3 separate regions of the Homo sapiens genome follow, and all the other regions are linked to region 1. Evidence: chromatin contacts called from ENCODE Hi-C or POLR2A ChIA-PET data. All regions are on one chromosome and are shown on one strand. Each heading gives the region's core, a stretch centred on a gene start or an enhancer-like site at or near the end of the contact. The rest is flanking DNA. Distances are from core to core; before and after follow the strand shown.

Region 1 (3,071 bases), core at 286-2,785:
AGACGCAGTCTCGCTCTGTCGCTAGGCTGGAGTGCAGGGGCGAGGTCTCGGCTCACTGCAACCTCCGACTCCCGGGTTCAAGCGATTCTCCTTCCTCAGCCTTCCGAGTAGCTGGGACTACAGGCACGCACCACCACGCCCAGCTAATTTTTGTGTTTTTAGTAGAGAAGGGGTTTCACCATGTTGGCCAGGATGGTCTCGATCTCTGGACCTCATGATCTGCCCACCTCGTCCTCCCAAAGTGCTGGGATTACAGGCGTGAGCCACTGTGCCCCACCGCTGCTTACTTTTATTTGAGACGTTGAAGGTCTTGTTAAACAGAGATGTTATAATCTCAATAATATAGGAGGGACACTCCACATAATTATCAACCTGAATGTCATTTCATTTATCTGATAGTCTTAGTCACTAAAATTAGGTTTCTGAGGGAATGGGTATGGGCTAAGTTTAATAATAAATATAGGCGGCCGGGCGCGGTGGCTCACACCTGTAATACCAGCACTTAGGGAAGCCGAGGTGGGCGGATCATTTGAAGTCAGGAGTTTGAGACCTGCCTGGCCAATATGGCGAAACCCCATCTCTACTAAAAATACAAAAATTAGTTGGGCGTGGTAGTGCACGTCTGTAATTCCAGCTACTTGGGAGGCTGAGGCAGGATTATCGCTTGAACCCGGAAGGTGGAGGTTGCAGTGAACCAAGAGAGCGGTTCTGCACTACAGCCTGAACGACAGAGCAAGACTCCATCTCAAAATAACTAACTAACTAACTAACTAAATAAATAAATAATAAATGTAGGCTGGGCGCGGTGGCTGACACCTGCAATCCCAGAACTTTGGAAGGCCAAGGCAGGCAGATCACTTGAGCCGAGGAGTTTGAGACCAGCCTGGGCAACATGGTGAAACCCCGTCTCTACTTAAAAAATATTATAAATACCTTAGGCATGAGTAAGAATAAAGTCAGTATTATGGAATGTCTGCTCTGTGATAGGCAGCATTCATAGATAAACACTTGACCTATGTTATTTAATCCTAGCAACACCCTGTGAGATAACATTATCCTAATTTTAACTCAAGAACCTGAGGTTCCAAGAAGAATTGTAATTTACCCAAAGTCACAAATTATTCGTAGCTAGTCCAAGATCTGAAACTCAGGTCTGGCTGTTCTAAAGCTCTTGCACCTTCCATTCAACTTCAGAAAGTTTTACAAGGAAGGAGTGTTTTCAAAATGTAGCCCGAACAGTTGCCACTGACTAAAGGAAATGGCGGGACACCAAGGAAGAGAGTAGGAGCTACAGGGAGGCCGGGAAAGAACAAGGAGAAACAAGGAGAATGAAAAAGGGACCAGGGAGGCTGTTCATAGCGTCCAACGCTGCGTACTGACTCTCCCGCAAGCGGGCCTGCCTTTGTTCTTCCTCCATTCTTTTTGAGAAAAACCTCTTCCTGTGTGTCCGTTGTTCACTCTCTTGTGTTCAAATAAAGCTAGATTATTGAGAACTGCGGACGGCAAAGGAAAAAAAAGCGAGCGTGACGGCTTCGGTGTGCGCCTGCGCGTTGGCGGCGGCTGTGGCGGGGCCCGGCGGGGAGCGGGTCCGGAGCAGGCTCCCGGACCCAAAACTGAAGGGGGCGTCTGAGGCGTCAGGGAGCTCCCTCGCCTGGCTCTCGGCGGCCTGATGGAGTAAGAGGGGTTGGCTGTGAATGTGAGTATCGACGGGCCGGCCTGCGTTGAGCGTATCGGAGCCCAAGGGTCCTGGTCGTCTGCCCCTTAGGGAGGTTGTGGGGCTGCAAGACACCACCGGGTTTCTACTCCTGCAGGCTGCGGCTCAGGGGCAACCTGGTGGTCCACTCTCCCAGAGCCGGCGCGGGTTTATGGGCAGGCGGTGCTGCTGGCTTCGGGGTACGGATTTTCGCGGGGGCGTTCCAGCTCTGCTCCCAGCCCCAGAAGGAAACGTGGCTCCAAAGCCTTGACCTTTAGGGGAAGCCACTGACCTCCTTCGTCCCCAGTTGGGCAGGGAGTCCAAAGACCCTGGTCCTTAAAGCCCGTAGGTCTCAGGCCAGGGACACATTTCAACCTCTCGCGACTGACAACCTCCGTTCTTTTTCCTCCTTTCGTTTCTCTCCTTGTGGGATGCGTCTTGATAATAACAACTAATAACAAATAGTAACAACAGCTTACTGTGTCCGTTTAATATTTAGTCCGAATCTCGGTGTATAATTGTGGAGAGGAAATGCTTTACATCCTCTTCCCCTTTCAATTTGTTGTGTAATCATCTTTGAGAGTAAGATTAAGGCATCTTATTGAGAAGTTTGAGATATCCGTGGCTTTTAGCAACTTGAGACTGTCATCCTAGGTAAGCGAAGTTCTCTTACCTAGCAAATAAGTGCTGTATCCACCATAATGGTTTATATCCAGTTTATTCAAAGCACAAATAACTTCTTTTTTTTTTTTTGAGACAAAGTTTCGCTCTTGTTGCCAGGCTGGGGTGCAGTGGCGCGATCTTAGCTCACTGCAACCTCCGCCTCCTGGATTCAAGCAATTCTCCTGCCTCAGCCTACCCAGTAGCTGGGATTACAGGCACCCACCACCATACCTGGCTAATTTTTTGTATTTTTATTTATTTTTATTATTATTATTTTTTTTAGGACGGAGTTTCGCTCTTTCGCCCAGGCTGGAGTGCAGTGGCGGGATCTTGGCTCACTGCAACCTCCGCCTTCCAGTTTCAAGAGATTCTCCTGCCTCAGCCTCCCGAGTAGCTGGGATTGCAGGCGTGCACCACCACCACGCCCGGCTAATTTTTGTATTTTTAGTAGAGACGAGGTCTCACCATGTTGGCCAGGCTAGTCTCCAACTCCTGACCTTAGGTGATCCACCCACCTTGGCCTCTGAAAGTGCTGGGATTACAGGCTTGAGCCACCACGCCCGGCCCACAGATAACTTTTGAGTGCTTATTAAGAGCTTAGTACTGTTGTAAATAGCATGGGAAATCTTAAAATTTGCTTTAAGCCCCGTTCTCAAGTTTGGTCGTGAATGAAATAATGAAAGACAATTTTCAGATGCAACTAGAATTTATTTAG
Region 2 (2,769 bases), core at 148-2,647, 1.1 Mb after region 1:
AGGTGGAGGTTGCAGTGAGCCGAGATCACACCACTGCACTCCAGCCCGGGCGACAGTGCAAGACTCTGTCTCAATACAAAAAAAAGAAAAGAAAACCCACAATAGTATGGAGACAGCAAAGACTCTCTTAACAGTGTGAAAGATACAAGATGCACTTCCCACAACTTGAGGATTGTATAGGAAGTTACTGGGAAAACTCACAGCAAGATTACTTTTTAGCTCAGTCCTTTATATTCTTTTTGTTTGTTTTTGGAGATGAAATCTTGGTCTGTCGCCTAGACAAGAGTGCAGTGGTATGATCTTGGCTCACTGCAGCCTTTGCCTCCCAGGTTCAAGCGATTCTCCCACCTCAGCCTTCCAAGTAGCTGGGACTACAGGCATGCACCACCACGCCCAGCTAATATTTTGTATTATTAGTAGAGACAGGGTTTCATCATGTTGCCCAGGCTGGTCTTGAACCTCTGAGCTCAGGCAATCTACCTGCCTCACCCTCCCAAAGTGCTAGGATTACAGGTGTGAGCCACGATGCCCAGCCAGTCCTTTACATTCTTATTGAGGGCTCATAATAGCTGAATAGACCAATATGCAACAAAAAAGTCTTCCCACCCTGTCTCTACTAAAAATACAAAAGATTAGTTGGGTGTGGTGCCACGCGCCTGTAGTCCCAGCTATTTGGGAGGCTGAGGCTGGAGAATCGCTTGAACCCGGGAGGTGGAGGTTGTAGTGAACCAGAGGTTGCAGTGAGCCGAGATCGCGCCACTGCACTCCAGCCTAGGGGGCAGCGAGACTCTGTCTCAAAAAAAAAAAAAAAAAAAAAATTAGCCAGACATGGTGGCATGCACCTGTAATCCCAGCTACTCACGAAGCTGAGGCAGGAGAACTGCGTGAACCCAGGAGGTAGGGATGGCAGTGAGCTGATATCGTGCCACTGCATTCCAGCCTGGGCAATAGAGCAAGACTCTGTCTCAAAAAAAAAAAAAAGAAAAGAAAAAATAAAATAAATTAAATTAAATTAAAAACAAAGAAAAAATAAGGAAAAGATACATGGTCCTTGACCTCATGGAATTTAAAATCAAGTATGGGAGACAAACAATGAACAAGTAAAGAAACAATGAATTCCATCTAATGGTAAGTGTTAAGAAGGAAGTGAATCAAATGAGTGCAGGGGCTATCTGCAGTAGGGTGGTTAGAGAGGCTTCTCTGAGGCACTGAGGCTGAGACTAGAAACTTCACGAGAGGAAAAGATGGTACAGTTTTCTGGACAGAGGCCTTCAGATGGAACAGCTAAGGCCCTGAAGCTGATAACAGCTTGGCTTAGTCAAAGAACTGAAAGAGAAACTGTGACTAAAGTTTAGCAGGCAAGCAGGAGAATTGAATGCGGTGGGTTAGTGGTAAGAAGAAAACATATCTTTCTGAGCTTTATAAAACAGGGTGAGGAGCATGGAAGTTAGGCAGTGGGAAGCCATCAAATGGTTTGAAGCAGGGGAGTAACCCAATCCAGCAAGGGTTTTAAAAGAGCACTCCTGGAAAGAGAGAGAGAGAGAAAAAAAAAAAAAGAGCACTACAACTGGTAGATGAACAGACTAGAGGGGCCAGGGTGGAAGTACAGAGAGGACTCAGAAGGAACCCACAGCAGTCGCATTAAACAAGTAGCCACAGGGACAGAGAGAAGTGGAAGGATCTACGAGATGACGAGGAAAAAAGAGTAATTCGCAGAGCTTTAAATCCGAGAAGTTACTTCCTAGTGTCCCTTTCATAGCAAAACTGTTGGTTGATTTAAACAGTGAATATTGGCTGGGCGTGGTGGCTCACAGGTGGCTTACAGGTGGCCTGTAATCCCAGTACTTTGGGAGGCCAAGGTAGGAGGAAGGATCCCTTGAGCCCAGGAATTTGAGACCAGCATGGGCAACACAGGGAGACCCTGTCTCTACAAAAAATTAAAAATCAATTCGCTGTGGCCAGGAGTGGTGGCTCACGCCTGTAATCCCAGCACTTTGGGAGGCCAAGATGGGCAGATTACTTGAGGTCAGGAGTTTGAGACCAGCCTGGCCAACATGACGAAACCCCGTCTCTACTAAAAATACAAAAAGTAGGCAGATGTGGTGGCATATGCTTGTAATCCCAGCTACACAGGAGGCTGTGGGAGAACTGGTTGGGCCCAGGAGGCAGAGAGGTTGCAGTGAGCTGAGATCACACCACTGCACTCCAGCCTGGGCAACAGAGCAAGACTCTGTCTCAAAATAAATAAATAAATTAGCTGGGCATGGTGGCACACACCTGTGATCCCAGCTACTCCAGAGGCAGAGGAGGGAGGATCACTTGAAGCCAGGAGGTCAAAGCTAGAGTGATCCATGACCACGTCACTGCACTTCAGCTTGGGTAACAGAGTGAGACCCTGTCTTCAAAAAAAAAAAAAGGAGTAGGGGGCCGGACACGGTAGCTCACACTTGTAATCCCAGCACTTTGGGAGGCTGAGGTGGGCGGATCACAAGGTCAGGAGATCGAGACCATCCTGGCTAACACAGTGAAACCCCGTCTCTACTAAAAATACAAAAAAATTAGCCGGGTGTAGTGGCGGGCACCTGTAGTCCCAGCTACTCGGGAGGCTGAGGCGGGAGAATGGTGTGAACCCAGGAGGCAGAGCTTGCAGTGAGCTGAGATCACGTCATTGCACTCCAGCCTGGGCAACAAAGCGAGACTCCATCTCAAAAAAAAAAAAAAAAAAAAAAAAAAAAGGGATATCAGTATTGCAGTAGAGGGGTTGGAACA
Region 3 (2,814 bases), core at 267-2,766, 1.1 Mb after region 1:
AGAGGCAGGATGGGCCATGGAGAGACAGCCCGCATTAAAGGTTGTGGGAAGAGAATAGAAGAGTCAGTGATGGGGGCAGAAAGGTAAGGTTTGAGGGGGCAAGTGTAGAGTCTAGAGAAGCCAAGCCGAATTTGAGGAAGAGGAGGCGGCGCGGAAACTAGTGAAGGAGAAAACATGGAAAGGGCTAGTGTATTTAGTGAGCTCCTTCGGAACCTTAGAGAACAAAGGTGTTACGGAACTATATGCTCTCAAATTCACACTAAGCACTAAATTCCCGCCGCTATGGTACATTCTGGGGAAAGGAAAAACAGCGCAGTCTGGACCCAAGAAAGCTCACAGCGTGGCAAAGGAAGTGAGAAGTGAGTGAAAGATACAATGTTGATTCTGTCTTCCCTGGCAGTAAGAAAAAAAAACAAAAACAAACAATGTTTAAGTGCTTTGGCCGGGCATGGTGGCTCACGCCTGTAATACCAGCACTTTGGGAGGCCGAGGTGGGTGGATCATGAGGTCAGGATTTCGAGACCAGCCTGGCCAACATGGCGAAACCCCATCTCTACTAAAAATACAAAAATTATCCGGGTGTGGTGGCACACACCTGTAATCCCAGCTACTTGGGAGGCTGAGGCAGGAGAATTGCTCCAACCCAGGAGTCGGAGGTTGCAGATCGCGCCACTGCACTACAGCCTGGGCAACAGAGTGAGACTCCGTCTCAAAAAAAAAAAGTGCTTTAAGAGAGGTGTGCACAAGGTACAAACAGATGCCCTGAGCAACTGGCGACCGTGTGGGGCGAGACTCGGGAAGGGCTGGTAGGAGGGGCTGCTGTCCAGGTGCGTGGTGGTCCTCAAGAATTCATGGGGGCAATTCCAGCAGAATCGGCCTTTTGAGGCCTCAGGCAGTTCTTGTGGGGACCGAGGCGACAGATAAGGAAGGAAGGGATACAGGCGCGTTAGCAATAACTGGGTTCTATTTGAAAGACGCAGGGGGCCGGGCTTGGTGGCTCGCGCCTGTAATCTCAGCACTTTGGGAGGCCGAGGCGGGTGGATCACGAGGTCAGGAGATCGAGATCATCCCGGCTAACATGGTGAAACCCCGTCTCTACTAAAAATACAAAAATTAGTCGGGCATGATGGCGCGCACCTGTAATCCCAGCTACTCGGGAGGCTGAGGCAGGAGAATCGCTTGAATCTGGGAGGCAGAGGTTGTAGTGAGCCGAGATCGCGCCACTGCACTCCAGCCTGGGCGACAGAGCGAGAATCCGTCTCAAAAAAAAAAAAAAAAAAAAAGACGCAGGGATGGAGTTTGCCGCCTGAAAGGATACAGGAAGGAGAGGCGAAAAACTTATCTGAATTCTCACTGCTTCCTTACAACTGGCGACCAAGTGGACCAAAAACCTCCAAAAACCTCAGTTGGCTGGGCTACGGGGTCCTTGCTGTCCTTCCTGGGCTTCTGTACTCGGCCGGAACTTTGGTGTTCTGACGCCTTGTTTGGCATCGGAAGGGAAAAGCAGATGGACCTATACGGGTAAAGTGGCTTCTGGGCGGAAGGTACACTATAGGCTCGGGGAGGTAAGCGGCGGCAGGCCGGCGGTTGGTGTGTCCCGGGTGTGGGGAGGCGACAGAGCCCTGGCACTTGAGGGTTGAGGGGGCCTCCCCAGCGCGGCGAACCGTCTAGCCTCCGGAGGCCAGGCCGTGAGTGCGGGAGGTATACGCCAAGGCGGAAGAATTTTGCCACTCACTACCTGTGTGACCTCGGGTAAATTAGCCTTGGAACGTCAGTTTCTTCGTCTCTATAATTGAAATAATAATAGTACCTCTCTCAGGATTGTTGTGAGCCGTCAGTGAAACACTTAGAGCAGTTTCTGGCACATGGTAAGGCATGGATAGCTTTACTAATTCTACTCACTTCTAGCTGCGTGGATTGTGTTGTCAAAACCCACCGTCAACCTCAGGGCGGTATTGTCCAGTTAATAGTTTAGATTTTCTGTTTACTGGTAGAAAAAAAAAAATGAAACAAAGCATTTATAATTAAAGTTATATTATTAGAGAAGTAACACTACGGAGGGTTTGGAAAACATTTTATGAGCTATCATTTGTTTCTCAAATTTCGGTATGTGTAGAGGTAAAATCATTTAAGTGCAACCGGCGCGGGGGAATTTAAATATTATCCATAATTCCGGGACCTCAGATCAACTGTTAATTTTTCCTGGTTCCCTTAACGTTTATAATACATGTGAAAACATACTGTTTACATGGTTTTGATTTATCAACAAACCTTATTGATAATGTCGGCTGGGCGCGGTGGCTCACGCCTGTAATCCCAGCACTTTGGGAGGCCGAGGCGGGCGGATCACTTGAGGTCAGGAGTTCGAGACCAGCCTGGCCAACATGGTGAAACCCTGTCTCTACTAAAAATACAAAAATTAGCTGGGCGTGGTGGCGCACGCCTGTAATCCCAGTGACTGAGGCAAGAGAATTGCTTGAAACCAGGAGGTGGAGGTTACAATGAGCCGAGATCGCACAACTGCACTCCAACTTGGGGGACAGAGCTGGACTCTGTCTTAAAAAAAAAAAAAAAAAAGTTGGGCATGGTGGCGGGCACCTGTAATTTCAGCCACTCGGGAGGCAGAGGCAGGAGAAGCACTTGAACCCGGGAGGCGGAGGTTGCAGTGAGCCAGGGTCGTGCCATTGCACTCCAGCCTGGGTGACAGAGCGAGACTCCATCTCAAAAAAAAAAAAAAAAAAAAAGGTTGGGCGCCGTGGCTGACGCCTGTAATCCCAGTACTTTAGGAGGCCCATGTAGGCGGATCACCTGAGG

The links. A loop is a pair of places that touch in the nucleus more often than their neighbours do. ChIA-PET counts read pairs that join two places held with the same protein, here RNA polymerase II (POLR2A). Pooled maps may share reads with other maps.
Region 2: a pooled map shows a loop between it and region 1 (3-fold over the local background). The contact joins the enhancer-like site here to the promoter of ZNF106 in region 1. A Hi-C loop is called at or near these places in 1 of 168 maps with a recorded cell type or tissue (CD4-positive, alpha-beta T cell) and 9 of 50 pooled maps. POLR2A ChIA-PET finds 5 or more read pairs at or near these places in 3 of 52 experiments (A673, PC-9 and T-cell).
Region 3: a pooled map shows a loop between it and region 1 (4-fold over the local background). The contact joins the promoter of NDUFAF1 here to the promoter of ZNF106 in region 1. A Hi-C loop is called at or near these places in 1 of 168 maps with a recorded cell type or tissue (CD4-positive, alpha-beta T cell) and 8 of 50 pooled maps. POLR2A ChIA-PET finds 5 or more read pairs at or near these places in 1 of 52 experiments (K562).

Annotation. Positions count from the first base shown.
Region 1 is chr15:42,489,605-42,492,675 of GRCh38, reverse strand. It overlaps ZNF106 (zinc finger protein 106), which reads left to right and starts at 1,535. Exons shown (of 22, transcript NM_001366845.3): 1 at 1,535-1,696. It also overlaps a transcript of SNAP23 not described here. RefSeq lists enhancers at 1,363-1,472, 1,773-1,822, 1,873-2,062.
Region 2 is chr15:41,428,224-41,430,992 of GRCh38, reverse strand. All of the region lies in intron 1 of RTF1 (RTF1 homolog, Paf1/RNA polymerase II complex component), which reads right to left. Among named protein-coding and RNA genes, the nearest start is that of RTF1, 13 kb to the right of the region's middle. RefSeq lists an enhancer at 1,200-1,419. Within about 2 kb of position 1,397, at least 3 of the 41 ENCODE cell types and tissues checked have a DNase peak (open chromatin) inside an H3K27ac peak, as active enhancers do.
Region 3 is chr15:41,401,198-41,404,011 of GRCh38, reverse strand. NDUFAF1 (NADH:ubiquinone oxidoreductase complex assembly factor 1) reads left to right here and starts at 1,516. Exons shown (of 5, transcript NM_016013.4): 1 at 1,516-1,868.